Regions from separate parts of the Homo sapiens genome. Here region 2 is linked to region 1. A link is an interaction called in ENCODE POLR2A ChIA-PET data of the cell type or tissue named here. Cell type or tissue: MCF 10A. All regions are shown on one strand.

Region 1 (2,500 bases):
TTGTGCCACTGCACTCCAGCCTGGACGACAGAGCGAGACTCCATCTCAAAAAAAAAGAAAAAGAAAAAGAAAAAGAAAATGAAGACCTATGCCCAGCGAGCTTTGGCTTTGCTCCCTCAAGTACCTCATTTTTACTGCATCTTGGATCCCAACCATAAAGCCCATTCCTGATCCTTAGGTTCTTGGCAGGCCTAATCATAACTGCAGATCTTTATCACTGATACAAGCCACATGAAATCCTTCTGGAAAAGGCAGGTTAAAAAGAAATGATCTGATTTCAAGATCTAATCTCTAATCCTAAACCCAACCTAAACCTTAACCCTGCTCCTCCATACCTAACTCCCAAATTAATCTTCACCTTGGCCCCTGCCCATGTCTCCAAACTTCTCCCCGCAGTGATCCTCTGCCACTCCTCCCACCTCCCCAGGTGCCCTCCTTTCAGTGGTGGTTTCAAGTCTCTGGGTCTTTGCATATGCTGCAGCCGCACGTCAGGATATCCTTTTCCAGGGCCACCTGGTAAACTCCTCTCACCCTTCAAGGTCCTCCACAAGCCCTTGGTGTTCCTTTCCCGGCCCTGTGCTGCCTTGTTTCCTGACCAGGCTCTCCTCAGATTCAGCTCTTAGGAGGTAGGGTCTTAATCTGCTGGGAGTAAAAATTGGAAGTAGAACAAATGATTGATTGTGAATGAGTGAGTGAGAGAATGAATGAATGAATGACTTACTGAATAAACAAGTGAACACTGGCCAGGTGCAGTGGCTCATGTGTGTAATCCCAGCACTTTGGGAGGCCGAGGCAGGAGGATCACTAGAGCCCAGGAGGTTGAGACAGCCTGGGCAACATAGGGAGACTGGATCTCTACAATTTTTTTTTTTAAACAAACAAGTGAATACCTATTCTGAATCTAAATCCTTAACCTTCTCCCTGGATCCATTCCCAAGAAGGGAACAATTGGAAGATCAAGAGAACCCCCAGCCACCAGGTGCCCTGAGATTGTTCTGTGTGTGTGCGTGTGTGCGTGTGTGGGTGTGTGTGTTTTCCTGTGTGCATGCCCGTGCATGCACATGCGCTTGAGTCAGGAACTTTGAATCAGACAAGCCTGGAGTCCGCTCCTGGCCACAGGGTTCACCAACTGAGTGACCTGAGCAAGTACCTGCACCTCTCTGGGTCTTCATGAACTCAAACATGCTAACAATAAAAAACCCATCATGGAGAATCAGCTCTTCTTCCTTTGTTCATTTACCCTCCCCCAGCCCCTTGCCTATGGCAGGCTCAGTGTTTGGTGCTGCGGGAACAGGAGTGGAAGGAACACATTTTTCCCCTCAAGGAGCACTAGTAAGGGTAGGAAGCAGGTCTGCAGGGAAGAGGGAACAGCCCCTGGGTGGAGAGGGAAGCTTCTTAGAGGATGTGAGAATCACTTGGGTTTGCTGCTGGACAAGTCAAGGCAGAGGCAGCCACATGTTCAAAGACAACAAGCTGTGAACAAAGGGTTCCCTATTACTGCTGGAGAATGAGGTGGGAGGTGGGGGGTGGTGGCAGAAATTGGGGCTGGTGAGGGTGACAGTGTCCAGATCAGGGAAGGCTTTAGGGGCAGTCTGTGAAGTCTATGAAATATGCACACTTTATTCTCTAAGCAATAGGGAGCCATTGCAGGTTTGGGCAGGGAGGGATGGGCAGGTCTGTGCTGTAGAAAGCTCACTCTGACCAGCAGTGTGGAGGCCATCATGGAGGTGGCTGTGGTGAGAAGCCGGTGGGGGAGTGCAAGGGACATGAAATGATCTTGGTAATAGCCGACCTTTATTGAATGCCTACTATGTTCTAGGTGCTTAACTCATCTAATTCCCACAACACCCATCTGAAGTAGATTCTCTCATGAGCTCCTTCTAGAAATGTCATCAAAACACTAAAGTCTCCAATGTTTCTATCTCCAGCCTGAACCTCCCTTCTGAATTCCACACCTATATGTGCAATAGCCGGTTGGCTTCTCTACTGAATGTCTAATAGGATCTTAACCTTAACGAGTCCGAAAACAATCTCCCCAAACCTGCTTCTCTCAGTCTTCTCCATCTCAGTCAATAGCAGTTTCACTTTTCCAGTTGCTCAGGCTAAAAATGTTGGAGTCATCCCTGTCCACCCTCCACTTCTTACTTCCCATATCTGATCTATCTGCAAATCTTGTCGGTTCTAACTTCGGTACATACCTTCTGGTCTTCTCACCCCTCTCCTCCAGACTGCTGCCAGGTGGGCCAAGTCCCCACTGTTTCCTACCTGAATTACTGCAGCGGCCCCATTACTGATGGGCTCCCTGCCTCTGCCCCTTCGACCTATTCTTCACGCAGCAGCTGGTGTGACCTTAACATACAAAGCTAGATCAGGTTCCTCCTGCTCAAACCTTTTCCCAGCTCCCTAGAGTCAAAGTCCTGATAATAGCAGAGAGATCCCAACATGATCCAGTCCTTGTCTCCCCAGCCCCTTGTCAGACCTCTTCCCACATGCTTCCCCC
Region 2 (2,500 bases), 560 kb after region 1:
GAAGAGGGCCCAGGACACAACGTCAATGACTGTTGGAAGAAGAGGCACCAAGGACACCGAGAAGCTGCTGGCGGAGCAGTGGGGGAATATCAAGTCAGAGAATCCAGAAGGCCCTTGGAGGGTGTGGTCTGCAGGTGTGAGGAGGCCGAAAGCCCAGGCAGGTTGACGACTGTAAAACGCCGGTTGGATTTAGCAAAATGGAGGTCCGGGGCCTTGAGCAGGAGCAGGTTGAGTAGAGGGTGGGGAGGGGCAGAGACAGCCTCGTGGGAGGTGAAGCCTAGGAGATGGGACTTGGAGATAACAGGTTACTGCCAGGAACTGGGGCTGAAGGAGGAGGAAAGGAATGGGACCGAGTTCAATTGAAGAGGATAGACAGGCTTGATTTGTTTGCTTGTTGGTTTTTAGGGTGGGAGGAACTGGGCATGTTTAAGAAGAGGGAGCCAGTCAGGAGAGAGAGGTTCAGTGTCTTTCCCAGAATAGACCCTTGAGGCTAAGAACAACAACAAAAAATCCAGTAGAGCCCCAGGAGGAAAGGAATTTGGCTTTTTAGCTGAGTAGTGAAAAGGCAAGCTGGCAATTGCCCTTTGGCTCTGCCAGGGAAGGTCAGAGAAAGGCCTCCCCAGTGATGGAGAGGGGAAGGAAGTGAGGGGGAGAAAAAACAGTGGAGAGATAAACAAGCCTTGGCTGGAAGGAGGAGAGAGAAGCCCCCTCTGAAGGTACCTAGGGGTATTAAAAGGGGGAAGTTAACAGTGAGAACAAATAATAAAGATTCTTATATGTAGCCAAGGTTTGCTCTTTGTGTACTCTGAGACTACCATACGTAAAGGCTGGTGTTTGAACTTGGCTCCTAGCAGTGGCAGCTTGTTAGGGAAGAGTTCTGGCTCGGGAGGCAGGAGATCAGGCTTCTGGTCTAGCTCTGCCATTAACCGGCTCTGGAGCCTGGGCCGCAGTGTCCCATATTTCAGTTGGGCTGGAGGTGAGTGTTTCTAATACTTTCATGGGGTTTTGTGAGTTGGCAACCTCGTTACATGGCTGGTGGCTTGATGCTCCAGAAAGTGTGTTTGCTGCACGGGACTGCATGAGGTAATAATAGTGTTGATAGTGATAATAATAGCTAAAGTGTACCGAGTGGCATCTCTGTGATCTGCACTGTGCCAAGAGGTTTGACTCCTGAGGAGGGATCATACTCCCCATTTTACATCATGGAGATGCTGAATGCCAGGTTGAAGGGTCTGAATGGGAGTATAAGGAAGGTTTGGAAAGAAGGGTCGGCAAACCGATAGCAGGATCCACACAAGACGGGTGGGACAATGCTGGAGTCCAGCAAAGAAGGAAGGCAAGCAATAAACCCAGAGGCAATCTGTGGATGAGTCTGCATGGGGGAAGAGGCAGAAGGACTGGCCTGAGGGAGGCATCAGCGTCTCCAAGTCTAAGCATGGGCTGCCCACTTCCTTGGAAAGGGGCAGAAAATCTAAGCAAGGCCAGCTCTGAGCCTGTCAGAGAGTTGGGTTGGGACACGCCCGGGGGTATTTGGCTCTGGGATTTTGTTGTCTGTTTACTAACCGCTCTCCTGCCTCTGGCTGCAGCGGTGAGCTTGCGAAAGTCTTGGCCTCACTGTGTCTCTGTCTCACCGTTGCTGGAGGAGCCCAGTGGGTTACCTGGCCTCCCCTCCCTCTGCCGGGTCTCAGTTCCCTGCCACCTGCCCTGCAGGGCAGGTGGCCACTCGGACCCCAGTGGAGACTTGTCCCAGCCTCAGCCTCCCTGCAGCCCCTTCATGCCACATCTGTGTGTTCCCTGCCACCACCCTTCTGTGCTGTGCCTCAGGGAGGCCCCAGCCTCACTCCACATTTCCACTGGTTTTCTTTCCAAGCAAGTTCCCATCTATTATCCAATTTAATGCTCCTCCAACCTTGTGAGATCATCAGCTGAGCCATAAGCCCCTGAATCTGGGTCCCACAGCTGGTTGTAAAGCTGGACCAGAGGCAAGGCTCCTCCTGGTTAAGTGCCATATTGGAAAAAGGCCTGAGTGACAGGACTCTGGATTCCATTTCTGGCTCTGACATTATTCCCTGTGTGACCCTGAATAAGCTCTTGCTCTCCTGTGCGGAAAGGAATGGGGTGGACGAGGTGACCTTTACTGTCTTCCCAACTCTGAAAGTCTTGGAAAGATTGAGCCGAATCCTTTAGTCAGCAAACATGCCTTGTCCCTTCCAGTGAGGCCAGCCTGGGCTGGAGCTGGAACCACTGTAGCAGGCCTGCCTTCTGGGTAGGGGTAACCCTAGCAAAAGGCCTGGTCCACAGATAAAAGGCCTGGCCACAGTCAAAGGGGCAGCATACAAAAGGCCTCTGAAGGCCTGGCGTGGTGGCTCACACCTGTAATCCCAGCACTTTGGGAGGCTGAGGTGGGTGGATCACAAGGTCAAGAGATCAAGACCATCCTGGCCAACCTGGTGAAACCCCATCTCTACTTAAAATACAAACAATTAGCTGGGCGTGGTGG

Evidence for each region. Peaks named below come from ENCODE experiments on the same cell type or tissue, not always from the same donor. Only the 100,000 strongest peaks of a DNase experiment are listed, where the experiment ranks them.
Region 2: POLR2A ChIA-PET joins it to region 1 with 5 read pairs; 2 of 35 experiments call an interaction of 5 or more read pairs at or near these places.

Annotation. Positions count from the first base shown.
Region 1 is chr1:40,885,768-40,888,267 of GRCh38, forward strand. No RefSeq gene overlaps it. Among named protein-coding and RNA genes, the nearest start is that of CITED4, 25 kb to the left of the region's middle. In MCF 10A, no CTCF peak of the experiment used is centred here; a DNase peak (open chromatin) is centred at 1,044.
Region 2 is chr1:41,449,392-41,451,891 of GRCh38, forward strand. The region is part of intron 2 of LOC105378678 (a long non-coding RNA gene); the gene reads left to right. Among named protein-coding and RNA genes, the nearest start is that of EDN2, 34 kb to the right of the region's middle. RefSeq lists an enhancer at 1,683-2,242. In MCF 10A, no CTCF peak of the experiment used is centred here; a DNase peak (open chromatin) is centred at 1,560.